2 separate regions of the Homo sapiens genome follow, and region 2 is linked to region 1. Evidence: read pairs that join two places in POLR2A ChIA-PET (ENCODE). Cell type or tissue: OCI-LY7. All regions are shown on one strand. Links, peaks and the distances in the headings refer to the core of each region. The heading gives the core; the rest is flanking DNA.

Evidence for each region. Peaks named below come from ENCODE experiments on the same cell type or tissue, not always from the same donor. Only the 100,000 strongest peaks of a DNase experiment are listed, where the experiment ranks them.
Region 2: POLR2A ChIA-PET joins it to region 1 with 7 read pairs; 4 of 35 experiments call an interaction of 5 or more read pairs at or near these places.

The regions. Positions count from the first base shown.
Region 1 is chr2:224,552,100-224,567,784 of GRCh38, forward strand. It overlaps CUL3 (cullin 3), which reads right to left. Exons shown (of 16, transcript NM_003590.5): 2 at 5,560-5,757. Among named protein-coding and RNA genes, the nearest start is that of CUL3, 25 kb to the right of the region's middle. In OCI-LY7, for the core only: no CTCF peak of the experiment used is centred there; a DNase peak (open chromatin) is centred at 9,362; H3K4me3 peaks cover 1,225 bases; H3K27ac peaks cover 1,637 bases.
Region 2 is chr2:224,411,054-224,426,738 of GRCh38, forward strand. No RefSeq gene overlaps it. Among named protein-coding and RNA genes, the nearest start is that of FAM124B, 17 kb to the left of the region's middle. In OCI-LY7, for the core only: no CTCF peak of the experiment used is centred there; no DNase peak of the experiment used is centred there.

The DNA of each region.
Region 1 (15,685 bases), core at 6,828-11,827:
TTTGAATGCTGAATTCTGTGATGGGAAAAGTCTTACAGGATACCTTTGACACTTTGACAAAATAATATATATTCTAAACGTCTTTAAATCTGAAAAGCAGAACTTTTTTCCTCCATTACTATGCTTTTTTACTTTATTTAGAAAAAAAGTTAAAAAACAAATTCCTGTGTAAGTTGAAATGTTTTCATTTTCTAAACCAAGATTTTTCTTATGGTGAGGTACAAAGGCCACATTACACCCTAAATTTTGCCTTGTGGTCTTGAGAAATGAACTAAATTCCTATGGGTGTCAGTTTCCTCAAAGGAAACATTCTTCCAGAGACAAGAAAAATAATATCCTACCAGAAGTGCTTTTATTAGAGAAACAGTACTTATATTTTCTATGCCTGCTTCAATTTTGTGAACTTATTTTGAAAGCCAACAATCAGCTACAACAATCCCAAAGAGATGTCCTCTCTGAAGCCTCCCGTCATCTGCTGTCTGGTAGTCTGTGTTGCGCTACTTTACCAAAATGTTTGACTTTGTTCACTATCCTCACCTTGAAATCAAAGTACCAACAAACTATATAACAAACCAGCCCTCAATCCATGTAAAAATTATATTTCCTTGGAATTCTTCAATGTGAAAAGATGGGTCTTGGCTATGTATACCATAGCACTAAAAGCACTTTGCTTTAAAATAAATAAATATATGGTTCGTCAGGCAGTTCAGCTAACTGCCAAAAGCATTGTGAATTAAAAACTGATGAGCAGACCAAACAGTAATGCTTTCAGAACAACAAAAAAAGGTATATTCTGTGAGATTAAAGATAGGTATTCTGATACCACAGAACCCTGAAAGAATATCTCACCTTCTAGTCAAAAGATGCAATGCAGAGATAGGCAGTACTGATTTTCATGCAAACTATGCTTTTGCACATTGTATCAGTAACATCTCTAAGTCTCATTTAGTAGAACAAACTGAGACTTACTACCTTAGGAAACAAACATGTCAGAGGTCCTACCTTAGGAAACAAACATGTCAGATGGTCCTACCTATCAGTTAATAGTTCTTTCGATAGTGTCCCCTTCAATACAGTAGTACTGTGTTTATATGATTATTAAAATTGTTTTATAAAATAGGAGTAAACATGAAAACAAAAGCACAGAAACTAGCAGAGGCTTCAAAACCTAATTCACTGTAAATAATCAATGAACAGACATGCTGAAATTGCTACATTTCCTAGTCAAAAATTGACTGGTCAAATGAGCGTGAAAGAAAAGAATAAATAAAAGAACATTTTCAGATGCCGGCAATGATCATTAATGACTATGTATAAGGAAAGTAAATTTAAGAATTTAGCATATACTGTATATTTTAAAATTTATTTAGTACAATCAACTTGAATGCATGTTTTGGGGGAATATATTATAAAAACTGCCTATATTCTGAAATGATAATTGTTATGGACTGAATGTTTGTGTTATTCAAATTCATATTATGAAACCCTAATCCCAAATGTGATAGTATTTAGAGGTGGGGCCTTTGGGAGGCAATTAAATCTTGAGAATGGTACCCTCATTAACAGGATGGAACCATTATAAGATACATGAGAGACATGACCTCTCTCCCTCCCTGCCCTGTGAAGACACAGCAAGGAGGTGGTTGTCTATAGACCAGGAAGGGGACTCTCACCAGAAAAATGAACCTGCAAGCACCTTGATCTTGGACTTCTCACTTGCCAGAATGGTGAGAAATATTTGTTTAAGCCACCTGGTTTATGGGATTTGTTACAGTAGCTTAAGATGAGGAAGACAACAGTTAACCTTAAATATGGGACCACTTTAAGCAACTTATAATATACTGAAACTCAGAGTTCTCATGGAGTGACTGCTCACGTAACTTCAATATCTACTGGACCATATCTTCAACATCCAATTGACCATACTGGAGCCCAAAACTTGGTCACCGAAACACTGATCTCACACTCTGGCCTTCTCTCTTCTCCTCACTCTTTGGACGAGCCACTTCTCAACCCTAACACACAACTACTGATGTTTTTTTCTGCACCTGTGCCCAAGGTTTAAAAAAACTGACATAGCACACATTCAGGCCAACTCCTATGAAGCTATCTTCTTCTGCACTTGCCAATTCCTTAGTATATCCCTTACAAAGGCTACTCCAAGTCTCTTCGTCTCGTTTTCAGAAGATGGATGGTTTATTAGATTCATAATAATTTTAGAAATAAAGAATCTCAGGGATATTATTTCCAACTCCATTATTAAGTAAATTTAAAGGATTCCTAGAATTTAAAGGACTGGAGGTTTACAGACAGTAAGTCCATTAACTTGAAGCCCCTTACACTGAATTTCAGCATACTACAACTTGATCATTCTACCTTAGGAGCAGATCTACAGAGAATTCAAGGGCTCAGACTAAAGCCACATTGCCTGAATTCAGTTCCGGCTAGGCCACTTAACAGCTATATGGACCTGGACAAATGACCAATTATCTGTGCCTTGGTTTCTTCATTTGTAAAACAGACATAATAGTAGTATCTGCAACATTGGGCTGTGACTGTTAGCTAAGTTAAAACATGTAAAAGCACTAGAACTGGGCCTAGCACACAGTAAATGCTAAATAAAAGTTAATTGTGTTAATTATCATTCCCTATAGAACCTCTGACGAATGAGAACATGCCCCTCTTCCAAGTTTACTTCTTTTCCATTGTTCTTAATCCCATACTCTCTATATCCAATAACTCAGCTGTTCCAATCTTCTCTCCTTCAGCAGCTTTAAACAAAACTCTTCCACTTGTCCTTTTGATGCCAAATTTCTTAAATTGGTCTTTTCCATTTCCCACACCTACTTACTATAGTTTGCTCCTAAGATTCATCCCTTGGCTCTGGGCTCTTCATTTTCTGAACTCCAACACTTGTTCCTCAGTATACGTTACCAAATGCCAAATCTCCACATCTAATTTTGAGTTCCTGCCCAAGCTCTAAATCTATGTGTCTCCAAACATACGATATCTCTACTTGGGCATCTTACTATGATCTCACACTCAATTTTCCTCACATGCAAAATGATTTCTAAGGTATCTTCCAAGGATAAACATTTTCAATATAATCTAAACAAAACTTATCATATTCTCTACCCATTTCAAATCAGTTTCCCACTATTACTTCACAGTATTTGCAATTGGTGGCACTATAATTCTCCCAGTAAGCAATCTTTGTCTAGACTTAAGTTTAGAATTTCTGACATCATCCATTCATTTCTAGCCTATCACTTTACCCAGATCTTTCCAGGTCTTCTCCTGATTTTATAAACCTCCTCTCAATTTTACATTTATAGCATCCTCATAATATGCTGCCACATAATCACCCACTTAAAATCACATCTTCAAATATTCTGTCACATTTTCACCCACTTAAAAACCTCCAATAACTGTCTACAGTTTAGTCCAAATTACTTAGTCTGGCACCCAAATTTTTCTACAATCTGTTCCCAAACCATCTTTGTAACACTACAATCCACTAATCCCTGTAATTATTATATGCCTCAGTCAAACTCTACTTACCACCTAAGTTTAACCAACCAGTTCATCTCTATATAATTTCACAACATCTGCCATCATGGAATGCCTTCCACCACACTGTTCATATATATCCCAAATATTTTTCAAGGCTCAATTCAATTTCATTCTTTCCCATAAAATCTTACATCCCAAGGCAACCTCTCCTCCGTTTGAATTCTTAAGCCATTTATTGCCTATGCAACTCACTTGCCACTTAATTATATAATGCCTCACACGGTTATCTAAATGTGTGTATCATCCATCTCTCACATCACAATAAAAACCCCAGGAAAGGATAGTATCTTATCTCTTTGCATCCACTACATTATGACTGAAAGCTGTGCATAATAGGCACTTAATAAAAAACTGCTGATTGTGTGAAAAACACAATCACCTTGCTTCATAAGATACTAACTGCGTGGCTCATGTAATTCCCTTTAAGAGAAAGAAATTACAGAAGAAAGAGCAGAAATAGAAAATTACTGTTCTGGAACCACCATAGTAATAATGATTCATGCAAGAATCATCAATGGATGCTAAAACCATCACATGAAAGTTTCTAGGGAACAGGATATTCATACAGTGTCAAAATATATCTGAACAGATTACTTATGAATTACAAAGGGAAAAAAGGTACCTTTACAGTGGAGAAATCTGGCGGACACCAATGATCAAAGTTAACATCACCAATAATGGGATAAACTGACATCAAGTGCCTCCTGATGTGATGCACTGAGGACACAACATCACTTATGTATTATTCCTGCCAAAAATGCATAACCTGAAACTAGTCATGAGGAAACAATCAGACACACCAAAAACTGAGGGATAATCTACAAAACAACTGACCTATACTCTTCAAATATGTCAATGTGCTGAAAGACAAAGAAAGGCTGAGGAACTGAACATGAGATCCTGGACTGGATCCTGGATCAGAAAACAAATTGCTATAAAGGAAATCACCACTAAACAGGACAATTGGTGAAATCTGAATAAGGAATGTATTAGGCAACAGTATTATATTGTTAAACTGCCTGATTTTGATCATTGTTCTTTGGTTAAGTAAGATTTCTTTATTCTTAAAAGAAATGTTGCAAAGTCTTTTGGGGTAGATGAAATCTAAAACTTACTCTCTAATGGTTCAGCAATAATAATATTGGTAACAGTAATTATAACACATATCAATAGAAAAACTGGCAAAAAAAATGTAGCAAAATGTAAACAACTGGTGAATCTAGGTGAAGGGTACACAAGAGTTCACATCGTGCTATTCATGAAACTTTTTTTTCAAAATAAAACTTAAAAAATAAATACCCCAATACCACATAAAGACTATGAGAAGTTTTTATCAGTCTGTGTGGTATTTCACATTTTATTTGACAATCTTAAAGCAAGGCATTGTAATAAAATTTATTTTCTAAATGAAATTACATTTTACATGCATTGGAAGAGTTCACTCTATAAAAACATTTGTTCTAAAAAAATACATCTTTCTGAAATCAGAGAACCATTTTTAATAATGTGAACAGCCCAACAATAATTTATCTTTAAAAAAAATTCAAATGTACCACAGAACTCAGTTAAAATAAAGTCAATTTTAGTTAGTGATCCATCTTAGAAATATATTTTAAACAACGTAGTTTTATTGTTTTCAAATATACAGAAAAATGAGAAAGTAAAAATGGGCTGATTAAATCATTTTAAGGAAAAAAATTCCTTGTAATTAACATATTAATAAGCATTTGTGAATTACTGAGTTTGCTTCATTATGATTTAAAGAAAGCATTTATTATAGCTCACAAACTTCATCTCTCAAATATCCAAATTTTCGATTTAGCTGATTATAAATTTTTCATGAGTGCTTATTAACAGTCACGAATTAGTAATTTCTATAGGCTTCTGGCACCTTTAAAAAGAACACTTCCGGTCAAAGTGCAATATGGTATAAAGGATTTTCTACATTCAATATAGTATTAGCAACAGTCCTTTAAAGTTTGATACCTTATTTATGAGATGTTCGGTAACAACTTCTCTTAGTCCAGTGTAGAGCTTTTCTCCATGTTTATGCAAAACCATTGTATATGCATTTCTATAGAGCTCCTCAAAACTAAGACCACTGTTATTCTTACGCTGGATTTCTTGAATTGCATTTTTCAGAAGGTCCCAAATGCTGTTTACATATTTTTCATCCATGGTCATCTGTAATATCCAAGAGAGAGAAGAGACAAAAAAAAAAAAAAAAAAAAAACCAATGGTTGAAAGTCTTTCTATATTTGTCCATATATAGTAAATATTGTATTATATAGATATGATTATAAATCTATGACACATAAGAACATTAACAACCTATTTTAACAGGGGGAAAAAAAGGATACATTTAAAAATAGGTTCTAGATCTGTTAGAAGCACTTTCTCATCTTTTAAGACCTCCCTCCAATCTTACCTGGAGCAGAACTCTTCACTTTAAATAAAATCATAATGATTTATATACCCGTAAGTCACTTACCCCTTATCTCTCTCCCACCAAAATACTTGCCAAGTTAAATCCCAACAGCCCACATACTCCTGACATATATCCGTATAGCTGAAAGAAAACAAAGAATAACATATGCCCATATTTTTGGTCCATCTGAGTTTAAATTCATAACCACTAACGTTAAGTGCAGCCTTCATGCAACCCCACAATTCCACTAGTCAGTCTACTCACTCTACTCTTCTAGATGATTTTATACCACCTCCTCCATCCTCACTCTATGATTATGACTGCTTCCTATTCCACTGAGAAAATAAAAACAACCCGATGAGACACTATACAAATTCCCATCATATTCACACACCAACCGACCTGATTTTATGCCAATAAAACCTGCTAGGTTCTTGTGCTCAAAGTGCCAAGTTATTGTACTCGAAGTATAGCATAAGGACCAGACACATAAGCAACACCTAGGAACTTGTTAGAAGTGCAGAATTTCGGGCCCTACTCCAGACCTACAGAAACAGAATCGACATTTTAACAAGAACCCAATGTAATATTATACAGAATGAAATTTGACAAGTAAATCTCTAGTTCTATGCCAAACCACCTATTGAAAAGGCCTCCCTTGGCTGGGCGCAGTGGCTCACGTCTGGAATCCCAGCACTATGGGAGGCCGAGGCGGGCGGATCATGAGGTCAGGAGATCGAGACCATCCTGGCTAATACGGTCTCTACTAAATATACAAAAAATATACTAAATATACAAAAAAAAGATTAGCCAGGCGTGGTGGTGGGCGCCTGTAGTCCCAGCTACTTGGGAGGCTGTGGCAGGAGAATGGTGTGAGCCCGGGAGGCAGAGCTTGCAGTGAGCCAAGATCCCGCCACTGCACTCCAGCCTGGGCAACAGAGCAAGACTCTGTCTCAAAAAAAAAAAGAAAGAAAACTCCTCCCCTTAGTAATCACACATCTAAGCATCATCAAAATTTTTCCTCTGGTAGATAATTTCCATTCATACTGAAAACTGTCAGTTTCACCACATGGACTGGCTCATGCCTGTAATCCTACCTAGCATTTTGGGAGACTGAGGCAGAAGGATCACTGGAGCTTAGGAGTTTGAGACCAGCCTGGGCAATACAGTGAGACCCTGTCTCTACAAAAAAATTTTTTAAGAATTAGCTGAGCGTGGTGGCGCATGCCTATAGTCCCAGCTACCCGGGAGGCTGAGGGAGGAGAATCACTTGAGCCCGGAGGCAGAGTTTGCAGGGATCCAAGATCACAACACTGCACTCCAGCCTAGGTGACAGAGCAAGATTGTGTCTCAAAAAAAAAAAAAAAAAAAAATGTCAGTTTCCTATGTCAAAAACAAATCCTCACAAACCCATATATTCCTTCAGCACCATCTAATCTCTCTTTCCATTTATGGCAAAATCACAGGCAAGAAGAGGAGATTGTACATGCACTGTCTCCAAGTTCCATCTTTCCATTATATCTTGAATCTACTCCAGTAGGGCTTTCATCTCTACCATTTCACTGCAACTACTCTTGAGAAGGCCACCAGTGACTTCTATATTGCCAAAATCTAATGGGCAAAGTCTCAGTTCTCCTCTTACTTACCTATCCAGCAGCATTTGAAAGAGCTGATCACTCCTACTCCTTGAAACAAATTTGGCAAGGCATGGTGCCTCACACCCATAATCCCAGCACTTTGGAAAGTCAAAGCGGGAGGATCACTTGAGTCCAGGGTTTCAAGACCAGGTTGGGCAATATGGCAAAAACCCATCTCTACTAAAAATACAAAAATTAGTCGGGCATGGTGGCATGCACCTGTAGTCCCAGCTCCTTAGTGGGGCTGAGGCGGGAGGATCGCTTGAGCCCGGGAGGTCGAGGCTGCAGTGAGTGGAGACTGCGCCACTACACACCAGCCTGGATGACAGAGCAAGACCCTGTCTCAAAAAAGAAGAAGAAAAAAAAGAAACAAATTCCTCACTTAACTTCCAAGCACTACAATCTCTTGTTTTTCTTCTACTTCTGTCTCCTATTCATCTGTTTTACTGGCTCTTAATTATCACCTAAACCTCCAATCCTAAAGCTCAAGTTCTCGATTTCTTATCTAGCCACACTCAGTTTTTGTTTTTTGTTTTTTTTTAGTCACACTCATTTTCTAGGTGGAGTTGATCTATTCTCATGGTTTTAAATCAATCTTAAAATTGATACATTCTCTGGCCCCCTCTGTACATGCCAGAGTCATATATCCAGCTACCTACTCAATGTTTCCACTTTAATGCGTAGTAGGCATCTCAAACTTACCAAGCCTGAAACAGAACTCCTCATCTTTTCCCTCAGTTGGTTTCCCCTGAAGTCTTTTCCAGCTGAACAAATGTCCACTCCATCCTTCCAGCTGCTCCGGCCAAAATGCTTGTGATCATAATTAACTACTCTCTGACCCCACTACTACTCCAACAGAAAATGCTGTTGTCTCTAACTTCAAAATGTATCCCCAGAATTCAACTCTTTCTCACCACTTCCACTGCTACTATCCTGGTAAAACCACCACCACCTCCAACTGGTCTCCATCTCCACTCCTGGCCTGCTATCATCAGGCAACCAGGGTGACCATGTAAAAGCATAAATCAAATCATGTCACTCATTTGCTCACAACTCTCAAATGAGTTCTCATTTCCCCTGGAGTTGAAGTCAAAGTCCTTACAATGTTCTATAAGCTTTATTCGATCTGATAATCTCTCAACTTCATCCATTTTTTCCTTTTGTTCGCTCTGCTCCATGCACTCCCTGGCATACATCAAACAAGCTGATTTCAGTGTCTTCGTATTTGCTATTCTTTCTGTCTGAAATGTTCTTCCCTCAGTTTCCTGCATGGCTCAAACCTCTACTCAACTGTCATCTTACAGTGAAGTTTTAAATGCCCACCTTATTTACAGTAACAGCCTCACCTCACTACTGATCCCCAACTCCAACCCACATTCTTCATTATTTTCCTGGTCTCCCTCTCTACAACCAAATGTCAGCTTCATGAAGGCAGGGATCTTTTTTTCACTGCCAAATTCCTCAGCCTCTAAAACAGTATATGGCACATAACAAGGATTCATACTTCGGTGACTGATTTTCTGCTAATATATGACTAATGACCCCTTTGTAAATGCCACATAAAATCTCCAAGTTCTGCATTTACAACCTAAGCAACATTGATCAGCTTCACACAAACTTCTGATCTGAACTGGATAAAAATTACTGAGTTAGTGGAATCCTCTCCAAGTCACGTCTGATGTGTATGAATGTGAAAAGAGGAAGGAGTAGGCAAAATAGTTATTTTAGTCACCCTGGCAGTAAAATACCAGCTCAACTCTCAATCAAGACGATCCTTAAGCAAATGACTCAAACTGAATCTTGTTATTCTGATCTTTTCTGAAGAGCTTGAGAAGGAACTTTAACAGAACAATTTCTTTTCTTTTACCGAAATCCTATCCAAGACCTAAGTCTGTCAGAGACTTTTATCAAATGACTGTAAAAGAATTTACCCCTACACCTATACTGCTACCTCTTTTTAATCAGATATCCTGATAGGATGTCATCCATATAAAATGTACTGATGCGGCTAACTTTTCACAAACAGAAGATTCAAGGCCATGTAATAATGATGGCCTCAAATACCATAGCTACGTACGTGCAATGTGGTTTTAGTTTGTTGACTACATATGCTGAGGTTCTAATAAAGCAAACTAAGACACTATCTCTTGACATTGAGTAACAAATAGATAAAGCAAAATACTCAGAACAATTTCAAAAAAGAGAAAAGTTAATGTCAACTATAAGCCTCAAAGATACCTATACTGCTAATAGCTGAGCAAAACATCAAATCATCTTTACAGGCTCTATAACCTAAGATCCTCTGAAAGCCAGAAAAAGTATTAAAATGTCTCTACCCAGAGTAAATTACTAAATTTTTCTACTAGAAGCTGAAGAATTTTAAAACTATAAAACCAAGAGGCTTCAAACATTGTAAAAGTACTCTCACATTATTATAACATAACCATTTTCACATATATACATCAAGAGCTGTTTTACTACACAAGGTTGTATGTAGTGCGTTTTTTTTTTCTTTTTAAATTAATGCCTTATTGATAGATAAAAGATGGGGCTGCAGGAAAAAATGTTCCTTCTGGTGATAGCTAAGGTTAAAAATTTTTCTAACAAATGAGAAGAAGAGCCAGGCACAGTGGCTCCCGCCTGTAATCCCACCACTTTGGGAAGCCAAGGTGGACAGATCACTTGAGGTTGGGAGTTCGAGACCAGCCTAGCCAACATGGTGAAACCCCATCCCTACTAAAAATACAAAAAATAGCCGGATGTGGTGGTGCGTGCCTGTAATCCCAGCTACAGGGGAAGCTAAGGCAGGAAAATCGCTTGAACCCGGGAGGTAGAGGCTGAAGTAAGGCGAGATCGCGCCAGCCCACTCCAGCCTAGGCAACAGAGCAAGACTTTGTCTCAAAAAAAAAAAAAAAAAGACGACGACAATGAAAAATAGACCCAGAGAGATTAAATGACTTACCCAAAATCATAGAGCTGGGATTAGAACTTATATATCCCAAAACCTAGTCCAAATCAGTGGACTAATGTCACATTCCATTGTGCTAATATGGTAAAGTAACATCACAGTCACTGATTATCTTGGTAAACATAGTTAGTATACTGGTAGAGAACATGGGTTTTGCTGTCAGACAGCCTTAGGTTTGTGCCACAGCTTTGTTACTCACAAGCCATGTGACCTTGAGAAAATTAAGTCCTGGGTTCAATAACAGCATCTATCTCAAAGGGCTGTCATGAAGATTAAATGAGAACGTCAGTAGATTTAACACAGCCCAGAGCACAGTATAATCCCTCATGCATCAACAAAGGAAAGTGCCCAATGATAGAATCTCTTGAACGCTCATCGACAGTCATCAAATAAATGTCAGAAAGAAATATAGCTTTTTCAAGCTTAGCAAATATACAGATATGAGCTAAAACAAAGGCACCTTAAGAATAACACTATGATAAATGCACCTCAGTATAACGTAGCTTTCTTTTAGAAAACATTATTCCCCTACATCTCTTGTATACTACTTTTCCAGAGCCATTTAAATCATTTTCACCCTGAGAACTCTGTCCTTGGCTCTTGTCACTCTCTACTGGGTCTCTATGTATTTTCATTCATTGTCATGGTTACATCTATTATCCGTACATGCAGGGTTCTAAAACTTAAGAGGGATTCCAGAGGTTCCTAAAACAATAAACAAAACTTTCCAAGTATACTGTGTGTGCACTTCTTTTCTGGAGAGTAGGTCCCTAATTTCTATCAGATTTCCTAAGTTTGTCCATATCTTAAAGAAGATAAACTACAACAGTCCTCCTATCTACAGTTTCACCTTCCTTGGTTTAAGTTACTAGCAACCAACCACTGCCTGAAAATATTAAATAAAAAATTCCAGAAATATCAATTCATAAACTTTAAATTGCATGCCATTTTATGTAGTATGATGAAATCTCATGCCATCCCACTCAGGATGTGAATCCTGAATTACATCTTTGTCCAGCATTTCCACACTATGTTACACACCCCACACCCATTAAAAACTTGGTAACTTAACAGCCATCTGGTTTATCAGATCAAAATCACAATGCTTATGTCCAGGCAATGTTTATCTTACTTAATACTGTCCCCAAACCACAAAAGTAGTGATGCTGACAATTCAGAAATGCCAAAGAGAAGCAATAAAGTGCTTCCTTTAAGTGAAAAGGTGAAAGTTCTCTACTTAATAAGGAAAAAAAAAGGTATGCTGAGATTGCTAAGATCTATGTTAAGAATAAATCTTCTCGCCAGGGTGGTGGCTCACACCTGTAATCCCAGCACTTTGGGAGGCCCAGGTGGACAGTTCACTTGAGGCCACAAGTTCAAGACCAGCCTGGCCAACATGATGAAACTCCATCTCTACTAAAAATATAAAAATTAGATGAGTGCAGTGGCACACACCTGTAATCTCAGCTACTTGGGAGGCTAGGGCACAAGAATCACTTGAACCCAGGTGGAGGCTGCACTGAGCTGACATTGTGGCACTGTACTCCAGCCTGGGCAACAGAGCAAGACTCTGTCTCAGAAAAGAAAAGAACACATCTTCTTCTATCCACGAAACTGTGGAGAAGGAAAAAGAATCTGCACTAGTTTTGCTGTCGCAACTCAAAACTACAGAAGTATGGCCACTATCATTCACCTTACTTCATCTCATCACATAGGCAGTGTATCATCTCATACCATCACAAGGGTTAAGTACAGTACAAGATATTTTGAGAGACCACATTCATGTTCTTTTATTACAATATAGTTATAATTGTTTTACTTTATTATTGTTGTTGCTAATCTCTTATTGTTTCTAAATTGTAAATTAAACGTCATAGGAAAAAACAGTACATATAGGGCTCAGGGCTATATGGTTTCAAGTATCCACTGGGGGTCTTGGAATAAACAGATTCCCTGTGGATGGGGTGGGGACTTCTGTACTGGCATTTACATTAGTGGCTCCCAAATCTATACTGCCTGCCCAGATCTTCCCCACAAAGTCTAAAACTCTTGTTTCAACCACCTGCTACACATCTCCAATCAAAAGCTCCAGACACAGATCAAACTTATCATGTCAAAAATCCCTGACAACTCACCATCCAAACCTGCCCAAACCTTCTTCCTGTAATCTCTAATTCAGTTGTGGCAATATAAACTACCTAATTATACAAGCTAGAAACATAAGCCTTATATTTTTTCTTATCTCTCATCTCCTTCTTATCCAATCATCAAGTACTACTGACATTAACCCCAAGGTATTTCTCAAATATGTTCCCATTTTTTCATCCCGAATACAGCTGACCACTGAACCATGTGAGAGTTAGGAAAAACTGACCTCCTGAGCAGTCAAAATACTGTGTATAACTTTTAAGTCCCCCAACTACTAATAGCTTACTGTCGACCCAAAGCTTTACCAATAACATAAACAGTCTATTAACACCTGTTTTGTATGTTACATGTATTACACACCGTATTCTTAGAATAAAGAGAAAAAATATTAAGAACATTGTAAGAAAAAGAAAATGTATTTGGTATTCAATAAGTGGAAGTGGATTGTCATAAAGGTCCCCATCCTTCTGGTCTTCACATTCAGTAGGCTGAGGTGTAGGAGGAAGAGAAGTAGTTGGTGTCTTAGGGGTGGCACAGGCACAAGAGATGGAGGAGGGAGAGGTAGAAAGGGAGGCAGGAGAGGGAGCCATACTCTGTAACTTCACAAAAACACATTGTAATTTGCCTGACTTTTCTGCTTTTTCATTCCTCTAAAAATGTTTCTATCTGTTCCCAAATCTTTTGCCACTGTTTGTTTTAAGTTTCAGTGCCCACATCATAAAACAGTCCATGTCGTAAAAGTCAAAGCATTCTTGAGTATCAGAAACCTCCTGCCAGATTCTCTAATGTCAACTTGGTTTTTGGCACTGCTTCTTCTACATCTTCCTCATCATCTGTCACTGGTTCAGAAGCGCTCATCTCCATCAAGTCATCTTCCGGTGTGATGTCCATTAGCTCTTGAATTTCTTCAAGATCCATATCCTGAAACCCTTCACTCCTCACTTTACCACAGTCTTTCGTGATTCTGACTGGCTCTGTTGTAAATCTTGGGAAGTCATGTACAACATCTGGACACAGTTTTCTACAGCAATAATGTATCATTTCAGGCTAGATGGCTTTTATGGCTTTTTAACAATGATGGCATCTTCAATGGTGTAACCCTTCCAGACTTTCATCATGTTCCCTCTATTGAGGTTCTCTTCCATAGCAATGACAATCTTTTCCATAGATTACTACTGCTGCGTTTAAAGAGCCTTAAAGGTCCTTATTGACCCCCCACCTTCCCCATCTACAGGCTGAATTAAAAACACTTTAAGGTCAAGGATACCACTTCAACACCTTCAGTTTTGAAGAACTCATGAGATTCTGGGTGGCTAGGTGCATTGTCCAGTAGAAAAAATACTAAAAGGCAATCCCTTACTGACAAGGTACTTCCTGACGTCAGGGACAAAGCACTGATGGAACCAATCCGGAAAAAGAGTTCTCACTGTCCAGGCCAGGCCTTTTTGAACAACCAAAAGACTGGCAGCTAGTGTTTATCTTTTCTCTTCAAGGCTCAGGGGTTAGTAGATTTATAGATAAAGTCAGCCATGATCAAAAACCTGACTGCACTTGCACAGAACAGCAGAGTTAGCTTATCCCTTCCTGCCTTGTACACCCTAGTATGTGCTTCTCTCCTTTACTAGTCAATATCCTTTGTGGCACTTTTTTCCAGAATAGGGCACTTTTGTCTACATCAAAAACCTGTTTAGACAGATCCTTTGTCTCCAATGATTTTCTTGATGGTGTCTGGGAACTTGTCTGCTGCCTCTTCAATGGCAGAAGCTGCTTCTCCTATTACCTTGACATTTTTTAAGCCAAACTTCTTTCTAAAAGTATCAAACCATCCTTTGCTGGCATTATATTCTCCAGCTTTAGATCCTTCACCTTCCTTTGACTTTGTCATATAATGACTTTGCTTTTCTTAAATCATATTAGAATCAGTAGGTATACTTTTCTTACAGCAATCCTGCACCCACATACAAGCTGCATATTCAATATGAGATAAAAAAGTATTTTGCAAAAAGCACAAGGTTTTTGCACCAGCTGGCACAGGTGTAGCGATGGCTTCACAAACTTCCTTTTAACAATGGTCCTGGCTTCATTTACCTTGAAATGGCAGGTAACCACAGCTGCAGAACTTAATCTAGTACACATCAAGCAATTCAACAATTTCTTGTAACGTCATGACTTTTCTCTGCTTTTTGGGAGCACTTCCAGGTTCACTGGGGGCACGTCGAATGGGTTCCATCGTGTTATTCCAGGTTTACAGTTTTCCACTAAACATAATGAAAAATATGTGAAAACCGCAAAAGAAAACTTTTTACTACACTACAGAGAGAAACTGCTCACACGAAGATGATTAGTCACAAGGTGTTTTTCTCTTTGTTTTCGTTTTTGTTTTAGACAGGGTCTTCTTCTGTCACCAAGGCTGGAGTGCAGAGGTGCAATCATAGCTCACTGCCGCCTCAAACTCCCAGGTTCAAGGGATCCTTCCGTCTCAGCCTCCTGAGCAGCTGGGACTACCGTTGTGTGCCACCATGCGTGGCTAATATTTTTAATTTTTTTTGTAGAGATGGGGGTCTTGCTTTGTTGCCCAGGGTGGTGTTAAAACTTCTAGGCTTCGGCCGGGCACGGTGGCTCACGCCTGTAATCCCAGCACCTTGGGAGGAAGAGGTGGGCGGATCACCAAGCCAGGAGATCCAGATCATCCTGGCTAACACGGTGAAACCCCATCCCTACTAAAAATACAAAAAAATTAGCCGGGTGTGGTGGTGGGCGCCTGTCGTCCCAGCTACTCGGGAGGCTGAGGCAGGAGAATGGCGTGAACCCAGGAGGCAGAGGTTGCAGTAAGCCGAGATTGTGCCACTGCACTCCAGCCTGGGCAACAGAGTGAGACTCTGTCTCAAAAAAAAAAAAACCTTTCACCTAGTTCACTGCAAGAGCCTTCCA
Region 2 (15,685 bases), core at 5,981-10,980, 140 kb before region 1:
GGCTGGTTTATGTAACTGACGGTACCATGTGCTAAGATAGGAATTTCTTCAAGAACAAGTTTGGCTAGGGTATTGGCAAGAAGGCTTTTGTTGGAGGAGCCTCTGGAAAAATGCCATGTGATTCAGAATGCTCCCAGTAACCCAGAGAAGCAGCAAATCCAGATAATTACTGGACAGACAATGAGAATAGTTGCTAGTACTTATTGAACACTTAACTTTGTACCAGGTATTGTTTTAAACACTGATATATACTAATTAATTTAATCCTCACCACAACTTTATGAGGTAAGTACTATCATTATGCCCATTTTACAGATGAGAAAACTGAGAAACAAGTGGAAAACGGGAGAATAGAAGTTTTCATCATATGACATCTAGCTATGTAATGGCAAAAGAATCTCTAATTATTGTAGTAGAAAAAAGAATGAATATATATTAAAAAATATATCCTTTTTTTAAATTTTACCAAAAAAAATGGGATTCACTGAACTGGGAAAAATAGCTGTGTGCTCCTGGAGGGCTAAGATCATATCTATACAACCAACCATTGGCACAATGCCTGGCACCTAGTGGGCACTTCACAAATGTGTGCAGCCGTAAGGTGGGAGCTGAATATATATGGTGAATTTTCTACTTGATGCATTACATGACCTCTAGTCCCCTGATAGAAAAATGTTAGCTCTTTGTCCACAGTTTGAGTCGTAAGTCAACCATCATTAATCAGCAACAGCAATCCTCCCTCATGAGAAGTTTAAGAAATGATCCCTCCTGAAACAAACAAAACAAAATAACAAAAACAAAAATCCTTCCAAGGGTTTGCAAGAGAAATTACAAATGTTGTTATAAATGTTCACTTTGCTTTTAGACAAGTGCCTTTCCAAATTAAGGACTTGCATTTATGAAGCGACACATCTATAAATTGGTAAGGATGACGCCAACTGACTTCAAACCATAGACAATTTTTAAACACTTAAGGTGCACCTTTAAAAATAAGCTAGAAAGGGGCTAATACCACACCTCACTATTTGCCAAAGATGATGCTCCGTCAAAAAGTCTGGCTTTAATTACCACGTAGATTACAAATAGAGATGGACCGTCTCATGGAAAGAAACAAGGCTTCTTATGCCAACCTGTAAATCATTAAAGCCTGTTCCACATAAAGCTGACTAGTCAATCCAACCGAAACTAGCGTGCCTGGACGGGTCGGTTGGCCCTGCAGAGCCCGGCGCTTTGCTCTGCTCCGTCAGCTGTTCTTCTACTCCTAATGGGCCTCCATTCCCACTTTATATTTATATCCCAGCTGCTTGAAAAGGCCACGGCTGTGCCGACCAGACAGCGAAAATAGAAGAGGAGGAAATAACCATTCACATTAATAACCAATCCATTTTTAAAGCCTGAAACAGGAATTTTGGTCTATTCAGCTTCATTACAGAATTTTTATAAGACACAAACTGAGACTGTGGTTTCTATGGCTGCCTGGTACAAATATCTTGTGGCTGAGTTTTCCTCCAAATATGAATCATTTTGAAAAGCTTTCTAAAGTTATCTGTGGTATCTATTTTGTGGGATAATACATGAGAAAAATGGGGGCAGCTCTTGAATTACACACAGTCTAAATATAAACAATAATATTGCTCAAATACACAACTTTAAAAGCTGAGTTTGAACAGTGGGAAGAGAACTGGTCTGGGTGGGAAGAGGACCCGAGCTGGAATCCTCGCTGTGTTATGCACAAGGCCAAGTGGCTTTGCTCATTCCCAAAACAGGCCAGCCAGCTCGTGGCGATTAGTGAGATAATGAGCTTGCATGTCCCTGGCACAGGATCTGTGCCCGACAATGCTTTCCTTTCTTTAGCGTAGGCAATGTGTGTACTGAATTTCAGTGATTTCATTTGGTACTACTGTATGTGCTTGCTCCATATTTTTAATCCAACCAGTTCTGAGCGACTTTATGAGAACACACATTTTAACATAAATGCATTTGGATTTATTGTTCTTAAGTAGAAAGCTGAGTAGTTTCTATATAAGGGAAATCTAAAGCCTATAGGATAGAAATTATCTGTTCAGCAAAGTCTTACTTGAAGATTAAGAACAGGGACTTTTTTGCGGGGGGACGGGAGGGATGGAGTCTCCCTCTGTCACCCAGGCTGGAGTTCAGTGGCATGATCTCAGCTCACTACAACCTCTGCCTCCTGGGTTCAAGTGATTCTCCTGCCTCAGCTTCCCCAGCAGCTGGGATTACTGGTGTACACCACCATGCCCGGCTAATGTTTGTATTTTTGGTAGAGATGGGGTTTCACTGTGTTGGTTAGGCTGGTCTCAAACTCCTGACCTCAGGTGATTCACCCACCTCAGCCTCCCAAAGTGCTGGGAATACAGGTGTGACCTACCTCACCTGGCCAAGAACAGGCAGGGACTTCTTGACTCCTGGCTCCTTAACCATTACAGAGGCTCCCTACACACGGAAAGGCAAGAGCCTGTCAGAAGAGGCTACAAATGGGAGGAGGGAAGAGACAAAATGAAAAAATTGTGGTTGCTATTAATGTCTTAAGTCATCAAGCTCAACAGCTATATGGGACCTTAGAAGTCTAGTCCAGGGCCAGGCGCAGTGGCACATACCTGTAATCCTAGCACTTTGGGAGGTCAAGGTAGGCAGATCACTTAAGCTCAGGAGTTGGAGAACATCCTGGGCAACATGGTGAAACCCTGTCTCTAAAAATTACAAAAATTAGCCATGCATGGTGGCATGCAATTGTAATCCCAGCTACTCAGGAGGCTGAGGCGGGGGGATCACTTGAACCCAGGAGGCGGAGGTTGCAGTGAGCTGAGATGGTGCCACTGCACTCCAGCCTGGGCGAGAGAGTAAGACCCTGTCTCAAAAAAAAAAAAAAAAAAAAAACCGCCACCTCCCGCAAAAATAACGCAACAAACAAACAAACAAACAAACAAGTCTAGTCCAATTTCCTGACCTTTTAGATTGAGAGTATAAGACTAAAGAAAATAGATTGCCTCAGCTCACCCAAGTTTAATATGGTTTTAACTGCAACTAGAAAGCAGTCTAATGGAAGCACTTTAGTCTACAGATGTAAAAATATAATAATAATACTTAACCCATACTAGTTAACCAGTGGGTATAAGTTTCTAAATATTTCATGTAGGAGTCATATATATAGTGAGAAAGACAGGGTCCCGCTCTGTTGCCAAGGCTGAGTGCATTTGTGCAATCATAACTCACTGCAGCTTTGATTTCTTGGACTCAAGCAATCCTTCCACCTCTGCCTCCCAAGTAGCTAGGACTACAGGGAGGTGCTATCATGCTCAGCTAATTTTTTTTTTTTTTTTTTTTTTTTTTTTTTAGTTTTTGAAGAAATAGGGTTTTGCTTTTTTGCCCAGATGGGTCTCAAACTGCTGAACTCTGGCTATCCTCCCACCTCAGCCTCCCAAATTGCTGGGATTACAGGCATGAGCCACCACACCTGGCCACATTTTTTAAACAGCAATTTTCTTTCATTATGAATGAAGAACCCTTGCCCCACATTCCCAGTGCATGCCCCCTGGAAAATTTAAAGTTATTGGAGAGAATACTAGTACTAATTTGCCATTCTGTCATGGGGACTTTCTTTTCCATATGAGAATAGGGTAGAGAAGCAGACCAGATATAACCCACTGAAAGGTAAATTCAGGAAACATCTTCCCACTTACTACACTCTTCTTACCAGGTAGATAACTTATAGAGCTGGGAGGGAATTGCATACCTAAAAGCAACCAAGGTGTAAAGCTTGCTGGCTGTCTGAAAAGTGAACTGAGAATGAAGAACAGGTAGAAGGAAATCACAGTAGGCATTCAAAGGAACTGGGCACCGAATCAGTGAAAAGTGCCCATTGACTCAGATTCATGGAATAATCAAAGGGAGTTTGCTATAGAACAACTACATGTAGAACTGTACTCAGGTCAAGGTCAGGGCTTTATTTATTTATTTTATTTTGAGACAGAGTCTCCCTCTGTCACCCAGGCTGGAGTGCAGTGGTGTGATCTCAGCTCACTGCAACCTCCGCCTCCCAGGTTCAAGCAATTCTCCTACCTCAGCCTCCCAAGTATCCAACACTACAGGCACGTGCCACCACACCTGGCTAATTTTTGTATTTTTAGTAGAAATGGGTTTTCGCCATGTTAGTCATGCTGGTCTCAAACTCCTGACCTCAGGTGATCTGCCTGCTTCGGCCTCCCAAACTGCTGGGGTTACAGGCGTGAACCACCGTGCCTGGCCAGGGTTTTTATTTTGTTTTACGTTTTCTCTGCTCTTGAGTTTGGGTTTCAGTAAACCCTAGGTTTAAGTGATCAATTATGTAATAACGATACCAACTTTTATTGAGATGGCAAGACTAGTGTGCCCATTGTTGCCTTCATGCTTAACAATTAATAAAATAAGGCTAAGTGTTACAGAATAGCTAGCCAGATTTCCTTGTTAAGTCAATGATGTGGAGACAGAGGGAAGGGCCTAGTCTAGGTTAAAAGAGACTTAAGAGTTATAATAACCAAACACAATATGTGGACCTTGACTGGATCTTGTTCAAATAAGCCAACTGTAAATGACATTTAGGAACAACTGGAGAAACTTGAAAAAAAAATGAGTATTAAATTCTACTGAGGAATTACTACTAATTTTGTTAGATGTGATAATGGTATTGTAGGTGGGTAGGAAAATGTTCTTACATTTTAGTGATGCATAGTCAGTACTTAGGAGAGAAATATCATGATATCTATGATAACTTTAAGAAAAATAGTAGATTAAATAAATTAGCTAATTAAAGTCTACTATGCTCATTGGCCATCCAAAGCAAACAGACCTTGAGATTTCATTAAGGAAAAGAGCAGCCATTATTTGACATCCCTTGAATTGGTTTACCATGTCCATTTACTCTTATAGTAAATGGTAAAACTCTCCAGTACCATGGAAGCTATATTTCTTAAAAGAAATGAAACACTTTACATTTGAGTATTAGGATCATTTGAAAGTAGAGATCATTTGAAATTTCATAAATGTATATTTTTATAGCTTTGTTTTTATTTTAAAATATCTCCAGACGGGCACGGTGGCTCACACCTGTAATCCCAGCAATTTGGGAGGCCGAGGCAGATGGATCTCAAGGTCAGGAGTTCAAGACCAGCCTGGCCAATATGGTGAAAGTCCGTCTCTACTAAAAATACAAAAATTAGCCATGTGTGGTGGTCCACACCTGTAGTCCCAGCTACTTGGGAGGCTGAGGCAGGAGAATCACTTGAACCTGGGAGGTGAAGGTTGCAGTGAGACGAGATTGCACCACTGCACTCCATCCTGGGTGACAGAGCGTGACTCCGTCTCAAAAAAAAAAAAAAGAAAGGAAGAAAAAGAAAATGAAAACGAAAAAAATGTCACCAATGACACTTGGTTTTGGCGGTGTGTGTGTGTGTGATGGTTTCAAGCAATAAAGCAGTAATAGTAAACATGATGGGAGAAAGCATGGAGGAAAAAAAGCCACAGTTAGGTTCTCCCAGTAAATTAGACAATATACTTTTCAAAGCGTTAAAGACATGACCAGCAAATCCTTTCTTAGCTTCCTTTTCTCCACTTATAGGTTATGCCAGCTATGGATTCTCCTCTGGGTGGGCTAGAAGGTGGAGAGACAGTCAGATGTGGTTTTGAAAGGGCAGGCATCATTGTTCCTGATCTCATCAATGAACATTTTCTGACTGCTTGCAATGATGCAGTGAGAGCCATGGCCAAAGCAAACCACTGACTGTTGGACAAGAGGCGGCTTTGCAACTGCCACCCCCAGGGCTTCCCGCAGGCACGCAACACCTTGCAGGTCCTCTCTCTGTGAGCACAGACTATGTCCTCTTTGTGTTAACCTGAAGTATTAGCTTTGACAGCTGATACCTGGCATTTGCAAGGTAAAGCCAGTGTTAATTAATGAGGCATATTTTCAACTCTCTGTTAACTAAAAAGAAAGTCATCATATTCAAAAATGGTCATGATGACAACTCATCGCCAGGAGGAGAGCCATGGGGAAGGTAAGTTTGGGCTGCACCATTTTCTCCCTTGACCCTGCTCCTCTCATGACAAACAGCCTCAAGTTTTGAGAAAGCTGGTGAAGGTTGGGAGAATTATCCACTTGGTATGGATGGAATTGTTTTTCTGGGCTTCAGGGAATGGTGCCTTCATTAGCACCACATTCTTGTCAAAAGAGCTAACTAACACCGCTGCTCTCCACTCTACCATCTATATTAATTTTATTTCTGATTTTACAGAGAGATACTCAGAAAATGTCTTGAAAAGATTTCTGTAAATAGCCTAATCATAATATCAACAAACATGCTTTTAAAAAAAATCTTAGAAACAATAGTCCATTCGCCTAGTAATTAGTTAACACCCAAGCATGCCTTCAAAGGAAAGCATGACACAAGCACTGTGAGATTCCTATCTCTGTGATCAATGCAGGCTCCTGAACAACAGGAAATACAGTGTTAAAGGAATTTAACTCTACTGGAACTGCAGCTTTGAAGATAGGAATATTTATGCCAGGCTTTATTGTTCTGAAGTTACTGATTTGTCCCCAGTCACCACATAGGCTCTTAAGAGGTCTAAGAAGAAACTTCCAACCTACAGGGATATATTGGATTCCATGATCTGCAGAATATATAATTCTACACTAAAGCTTTCTGTCTATAAACACACACACACACATACAAACACACACATGACATTGGTGTTTGTCTGTTTGTTTGCTTGCTTGCTTGTTTTTTTTGAGATAGGATCTCACTCTGTCACCCAGGCTGGAGTACAGTGGCGCAATCATGGCTTACTGCAGCCTTGACCTCTCAGGCTCAAGTGATCCTCCCATCTCAGCCTCCCGAGAAATGGGACCTCAAGTCCACCACCACACCGGCTAAATTTTTAAAAAATCTTTTGTAGAGACGGGGTCCCACAGTGTTACCCAGGCTGGTCTGGAACTCCTGGGCTCAAGTGCTCTTCCCACCTCGGCTTCCCAAAGTGCTAAGATTAGAGGCATGAGCCACCACGCTTGGCTCTGACATTGTTTACCTTGTTATTAATGCACTGTATTTCACCACAATCAAACCTGTGAAAAATTTCTTCCTGTGTTCAGTCAACATAATTTTGAAATTAAATACTTTAAGACACAGATGAAAGAGCCAAAAATACTTATTTGACTCATAGTAGTTATCATCTACCTCATTAAAAATAAAAATGACTACTTTTCTAGAAAACCTATCAGCCTATTGTAATTTCAGTTGTTCATTTGCTTTCAGGTTGAAAAATATATATCTTATGCCAAGTGCGGTGGCTCATCCCTATAATCCCAGCACTTTGGGAGGCCGAGGCAGGCGGATCACCTGAGGTCAGGAGTTTGAGACCAGCCTGGCCAACATGGAGAAACCCCATCTCTACTAAAAATGCAAAATTAGCCGGGTGTGGTGGCACATGCCTGTAATCCCAGCTACTTGGGAGGCTGAGGCAGGAGAATCACTTGAACCCGGGAGGCGGAGGTCACAATGAACCAAGATCACGCCATTGCACTCCAGCCTGGGCAACAAGAGCAAAATTCCGTCTCAAAAAAAAAAAAAAAAAAAAATATATATATATATCTTAAATGTCAGTGATATCTTCCATAGATGCTTACCCAGTGGCCTAAATCTGACCAGATATGCAGCCATGAATGTGGAATTCACTAAGCTTGAAATCCTGTTTTCAGGCTCAACACACTAGATTTTCTAGGTCTTGACACTGTTTCCTTTCATCTCTTTTAATCATGCCCTAAATTCCTCCAGCACCATGGGACCAGCCAAAATACAGGTATCTATCCAAAAATTTTAACTTTGCACTGATGCAAAGGAATGCTCTGGAAATTTAAGTTAACCCACTGCCTCCACTTTTCTCTCCAACTTGAAGCTTGGGAAACCAGAACCAAATACTAACATTTCTCTCCAGAAAAAATAAGGAAATAAATGTGCAGGAAGCTTAGGATAATATTGTCACATTGAGAATCTGTAAAAGTAGGAAAAAAATGCCTAAATTTCATATAGGATAATAATAAGTTAGAATGTAGCCATACACTAGGAGAATAGTGAAATAAATTGTGGAATTATCTTTTTTTGTGTGTAGGGAGGGTGCAGGAAAGAGATTCTCACTCTGTCGCCCAGGTTGGAGTACAGTGGCGCAATCTCTGCTCACTGTAACCTCCCCCTCCTGGGTTCAAGGGATTCTCCTGCCTCAGCCTCCCAAGTAGCTGGGATTACAGGAGTGCGCCACCACACCCAGCTAATTTTTTATTTTTAGTAGAGACAAGATTTTGCCATGTTGGCCAGGCTGGTCTCAAACTCCTGACCTCAAGTGATCTGCCCGCCTCAGCTTTCCAAAGTGCTGGGATTACAGATGTGAGCCACCTCTCCCAGCCAACATTATCATTTTAGAAGCTGCTTTCTAATACTACTGACTGATGTAAAACTGCTTATGTTAATGTTAAATTTTAAAAGTAAGGATATAGGCCAGGTGCAGTGGCTCACGCCTATAATCCCAGCACTTTGGGAGGCCAAGGCAGGTGGATCACGAGGTCAGGAGATCGAAACCATGTTGGCTAACATGGTGAAACCCCGTCTCTACTAAAAGTACAAAAAATTAGCCTGGCGCGGGGGCAGACGCTTGTAATCCCAGCTACGGGAGGCTGAGGCAGGAGAATGGCATGAACCCGGGAGGTGGAGCTTGCAGTGAGCCGAGATCGCACCACTTGCACTCCAGCCTGGGCGACAGAGCTAGACTCTGTCTCAAAAAGAAAAAAAATAAAAGTAAGGATATAATATTTCATGCATAGCATATTTCTAATTTTGGTAAAGAAATCTTTATAGGAAGAACAGTTAGAAAAAAATGTGACTCTCTGAATTACGGAATAACTATGATGTTTTTCATTTTTATCTTTTTGTATTTTCCAAATTACCGTGAAATGTACATTTAGAACTTTTATAAAAATAAAACAATAAATTTTTTAAAAAATAAAATTGTCAAAGCTGGGCATGGTAGTATGCACCTGTAGTTCCAGCTACTCAGGCAGCTGAGGCAGGAGGATCGCTTGAGCCTAGGAGTTCAAATCCAGCCTGAGCAAAAAGTGAGACCCCATCTCTACAAAAAATTTAAAAATAAAAAATTAAAGTAGCCTAAGTGCAGTACCTCCCTCCTTTATCCTGCATAAAAATGTCAGGTAAAATGAGTCCAAATGAATTCAAAGTTCATTGGTGAAAACAAAGTGTTTAGATTTTGCAGTAGTTCGTGAATTTATTTTATAATAGATTGCAAAATTTCAAAGCAAATAAAACATAAAATAGAACTGTACATATCCATGATATACATTTACATTTCAAAGGCAGAATCTTAACTGTACATGTGTACACACACACACACACACACCAGCAACATTTTACCAAACACAATACCCTGCGTTAATTTGGATTTTAGCAAGCTCTTGCATGCAACTTTTTGAAAGCTCCCTTCAAAACTGATATCCCCATTTTCTGGGACCCTAAAGCATATTTATTTTTCTTTCTTTCTTTTTATCAATAATTATGTATTGAACACTGATTATAGGCCAAGCACTATACTAGTGAACAGGGATACATTAACAAATAAAGCAGATATGATCTCTGCGTTTTCACTTGCTCTCACTAGAATATAAGCATCAATGAATACTACTAAGCTAGTACTCATTACAACTCACAACAGCTCTGTTAAGGAAAAGAACCTAGTGGGGCTCTGGTATACATGAGATGTCAGTAAAGACTTCTCTGAAAGATGAGGAAGAACCAGCCATAGGAATAGCATTCTAGGCAGCTGGGGCAGCATACACAAATGTCCTGGGACAGAAAGGCATTTGCTGTGTTTTGGGAACTGCTAGGAATACAGTGTAGCTGAGGCAGGGTAACTGGTAGGAGAATGATATGGTTGGGTGGGGTTACAAAGGAGGTTGGCAGGAGTCACAGCAGGGAATGGCTTCTGCAGGCTGTGGTAAAGGGTTGGATTTGCTGCAGCAGAAGCCAATGGATGATTGCAAGTGTTTAAAAAACATTTTGTTTTTAACTAAATATAGATTCATAGGAAGTTGCCAAGTTAGTACACAGATTTCTGTGTACCCTTCATCCAGCTTCCCCCAGTGGTGTCATCTTACATGTGTATGTATGTGTGTATATATATATATACACATATATATGTATATATGTATACGTATATATGTGTATATATATGTATATATGTATATATATGTGTGTGTGTATATATATAAAATACAATATCAAAATCAGGAGATTGGCATTGGTGCAATACTATTAACTAGATACAGGTCTTATTCAGCTTTTACCAACGTTTACATGCATTCATTCATTTGTATACATGTATATAGGTTTATGCAATTTTATCCCTTGTATGGATTCTAGCAAAGGATCTAAATGAGTGATATAATCCGATTTATGTTTTTGACATCAACTGCTAAGAGGAGAATGGGTTGTGTCAGAAGACCAGTTAAGAGGCTGCTACTTTAATGCAGCGAGGGCCAATAGATGTTCAATCTAGCATTGAGGCAGCATAGATGGTGAAAATAAATGGAATTATTTGGGAGGTAGAAGAGGTGGGGTCCATAAGGCTTGGGGTAAACTTGATGTGAGAGATGAGAGAAGGGAAGAAATGAAAATACTCACAGGTATCTGGCTTGCACAGCTTAAACAGCCAGGTGGGTGGTGATGTTTACTGGGAGGATGCTAGTTGGTGAAGGAGAAGGTTTGGTGGAGGGTGTCTTGAACGTATAAATTTGAGATGCAGATGAAAGAACATTGGGTGGAAGATACACATTTGAGAGTCAACAGCATAAAGACACTATTCAAAGCCAATAAAAGGCTTTGTGTGAGGTCACCAATGGGGTAAGTATAAAGAGAGAAGACGAGCCAGAGCAAAGTGCTGAGCAACTCAATACCGTAAATAGCACATGCTCTTCCGGCCTATCATTTGCTGGTCATTACATCAATAATCTCCTCAGAGAGACTATAAACCTCAAGCTGCAGAGATCCTGCCTTATAATCCTGCTCTATTCTTGACAATGCCTGGCATGGTTCTGTGCACATAAGGAATGCTCAATGAATTCACTTCCATTCAGTAAATATTTGCTAATCACGACCAATTGCACTAGGGAGACAAAGAAGACCCCTGGTTAATTGGTTCAACAGTTACTCCCAACTTCCACCTGTATTAAAATAATGAAGTGAATGGAGTCAGATTGGACATTTTCCTCTCTTCTGATATTGATTTGACTGTACAAAAAAGATATCAGGCCAGGCACAGTAGCTAATGCCTGTGGAGGCATTCGGGAGGCCGAAGTGGGAGGATTCCTTGAGCTTAGGAGTTTGAGACCTGCCTGGGCAGTACAACGAGACTCCATCTCTACAAAAAATATTTTTTTAAATTAGCTGGGGCTGGGCACAGTGGCTCACACCTATAATCCCAGCACTTCAGGAGGCCGAGGTGGATGGATCACTTGAGGCCAGGAGTTTGAGACCAGCCTTGCCACCATGGTGAAAACCCGTCTCTACTAAAAATACAAAAATTAGTCGGGCATGGTGATGCATGCCTGTAATCCCAGCTACTCAAGAGGCTGAGGCATGAGAATTGCTTGAACCTGGGAGATGGAGGTTGCAGTGAGCCAAGATCATGCCACTGTACTCCAGCCTGGGTGACAGAGCAAGACTCCATCCCCCCCCAACCCCCAAAAAATTAGCTGGGCATGGTGCCACACATATGTGGTCCCAGCTACTTGGGAGGCTGTGGTGAAAGGATCACTTGAGCCCAGGAGGTCGAGGCTGCAGTGAGCCATGATCACGCCACTACACTCCAGCTGAGTGACAGAGCAAGTCTCTAACTCAAAACAAAACAAAAGATGTTAATTTAAAATGTTTCATATTTTCTTCTCAATACTGACACCAGCCACCTCTAACAATGTTTTCTAAAGTCTTAATATCTTATTGAAGAGGACACACAAAAAATGGAGAGACATTCCATGCGTTAATTCTGGCATTAATTCTTCTGATCCATTAGTCAGAAGAATTAATATTATTAAAATTACCATAATAACTAAAGCAATCTAAACATTCAATACAATTCCCATCAAAATTCCAATGACATTCTTCACAGAAATAGAAAAAACAACCCTAAAATTTCTATGAAACTAGAAAAGACCATGAAGATTCAAAACAATACTGAGCAAAAAAACAAAGCTGAAGACATCACACTATCTGACTTCAAAATATATTAATAATACAAAGCTATAGTAAGCAATGCAGCATGGTATCGGTATAAAAACAGATACAGAGACCAATGGAACAGAATAGAGAACTCAAGAATAAGTCCACATATTTACAGCGAAATGATTTTCAACAAAAGCGCCAAGAACAAACACTGGGGAAAGGGCAGTCTCTTCAATAAAAGGTGCTAGGAAACTGGATATTCATAGGCAGAAGAATGAAATTAGATCCCTATCTCCCACCATATTTAAAAATGGACTCAACATGGATTAAAGACTTAAGTGTAAAACCCAAAACTGTAAAACTACTAGAAGAAAACACTTTAGGACATTGGCTTAGGCAAAGATTTTATGGGTCAGACTTCAAAAGCACAGGCAACAAAAACAAAAACAAATAGGACTATATCAAACTAAAAATATTCTGCACAACAAAGACGAGAATCAACAGAGTAAAGAGACAACCTGCTGGATGGGAGAAAAGTTGTGCAAACTATTCATCCGACAAGGAACCAACATTCAGAATATACAAGGAACTCAATAGCAAAAAACACAAATAATCCTATTTTTAAATGGGCAAAGGATCTGAACAGATGTTTCTCAAAAGAAGGAAGACCAATGGCCAACAGGTATATAAAACAATGCTCAACATCACTAATCATCAGGGAAATGCAAATCAAAACCACAGTGAGATATCATCTTACCCCAGTTAGGCTGGCTATCATCAAAAAGACAAAAAATAACAAATCCTGGCAAGGATATGGAGAAAAGAGAATTCTTATACACTGTTGGTGGGAATGTAAATTAGTACAGTCACTATGGAAAACAGTACAGAGATTTCTCCAAAAAAAAAAAAAAAACTAAAAATAGAACTACCGTACTATCCAGCAATCCCACTACTGGGTATTTATCCAAAGGAAAGGAAATCAGTATATAAAAGATAAATCCACACCCCCATGTTTATTGCAGCTCTATTCACTATTGTCAAGAGATGGAATCAACCTAAATATCCATCAACAGATGAATAGGTAAAGAGAATGTGGTATATATACACAACAGAATACTAGTCAGCGATAAAAAAGCATAAAATCCTGTCTTCTTCAGCAATATCAAGAAACCTGGAGGATATTATTATGTTAAGTGAAATAAGTCAGGCACAGAAAGATAAATACCACGTGTTCTCACTCATGTGGGAGCTGAAAAAAATTGAACTCATAAAAGTAAAGAGTAGAATTGTGGTTATTTGAGACTGAGAAGGATGGAGGAAGGGGAGGATAGAAAGAGGTTGGTTAATGGATGCAAAGTTACAGCCTGATGGGAAAAATATGTTCTAGTGTTCTGTAGCACTGTAGGGTGAATACAATTAACAATAATTTACTATATATTTTCAAAAAGCTAAAAGACAAGAATTTGAATGCCCACAACACAAATGATAAATGTTAGAGGTGATGCATATGATAATTATCTTTATTTGATCATTACACATTGTATATATGTACTGAAATATCACTCCATCACATAAATATGTACAATTATTATGTGCCAACTAAAAATAAAAGGAAAAAAGAACACAATTATTAAAATCACATTTTTGGCCGGGTATGGTGGCTCATGTCTGAAATCCCAGCACTGTGGGAGTCCAAGGCAGGTGGATCACCTGAGATTAGGAGTTCGAGACCAGCCTGGCCAGCATGGCAAAATCCCGTCTTTACTAAAAACGCAAAAAAAATTACCCGGGCATGGTGGCACACACCTGTAGTTCCAGCTACTCAGGAGGCTGAGGTAGGAGAATCACTTGAACCCAGGAGGCGGAGGTTTCAGTGAGCCAAGACTGCACCACTGCACTCCAGCCTGGGTGACAGAGTGAGACTCCATCTCAAAAATAAATTAATTAATTTAATTAAATCACATTTTCTTCATAAAAATATGTATTTTTATGAAAAAGAAATCATAATTTTAAGAGTGATATTCCTCTTTTTATTTTTTCATATTTAATGACATTGCTGAACAAATGGAAATTTTGATGTTTGGGGGAAGAAAGTACAAATTTCCTAGAATTATCATATGCCAAAATAACAGTTGTTTATTAAATACTTTTGAGAGTTTTTGGAAACTATTAAATGCAGGCTGTGGTGGGTATACTACAATTTCTAAATGATAATGGCAAAACAGCTTATTGATTAATCAAATATTTCAGTTGCTATGGAAACAATTGCTAATATGTTGAGTGATATGGTTTGGCTTTGTCCCCACCCAAATCTCATCTTGAATTCCCACGTGTTGCGGGAGAGACCCCGTGGGAGGTAACTGAATCGGCGGGGGGCAGGTCTTTCCCATGCAGTTCTTGTGATAGTGAATAACTCTCACAAGAACTGATGGTTTTAAAAACAGGAGTTTCCCTGCACAAGCTCTCTCTCTTTCTCTTTGCCTGCTCCCATCCATGTACAATATGACTTGCTCCTCCTTGTCTTCAACCGTGATTGTGAGGCCTCCCCAGCCGCATGGAACTGTAAGTCCATTAAACCTCTTTTGTAAATTGCCCAGTCTTGGGTGTGTCTTTATCAGCAGCATGAAAACAGACTAATACATTGGTTTCGAATATCACCATTGTGAGAAATTATCTAATATATCAAAAACAAGAAAAATATATTTTCTATTTCATAGAGTGCCCTTTGACTCTTCTGTCTGATAGCATGGGCTTTGTGATGGGTGTTTTAGCTTGAAACTGAATACACAGTGAGAAGGCATGAGGGTGGTGTGAGTGGCTCCTTGCTATGAACCTGAAAAACCTTTTGTTGGATGGATGGCCTAGAGAAACTTCTCACTCTTCAGAGAATTCAGAATTTTTGTCCCTTTTCAAAATATCTGTAATTGCATTTAATTCTTTTTTCTAACTTACAAATTAATACCATAATTTTATGTATTCATTCAGTGACTAGTTATTGGGTCCTATTATGTGCCAGGCATGGTTCTAGAGACACAAAAACAAAAATCCTTGTTTTCTCCCATTCTAGTGGGGTACTCAGAAAATAAACAAAATGCATCTCATGAAGGAATTCAGGAATAAAATCTGAATGCAGAACAGAGACATACAGCTGTGATGGTGCTAAAGACCAGAGCCAAAGCATAACCCATGCTTTACGGGATCTAGCATTCAAATCATTTTGGTTAGCCCTGTGGACTGACCATGCCTCCCCTCCCCATCAAAATTCATATGTTGAAGCCCTGATCCTCAATGTGGTTGTATTTGGAGATGGGGCCTCTAAGGAAGATGGTTAAATGAGGTTGATATGGTTTGGTTTTGTGTCCCCACCCAAATCTCACCTCAAATGGTAATCCCTATGTGTTGAAGGAGGGGCC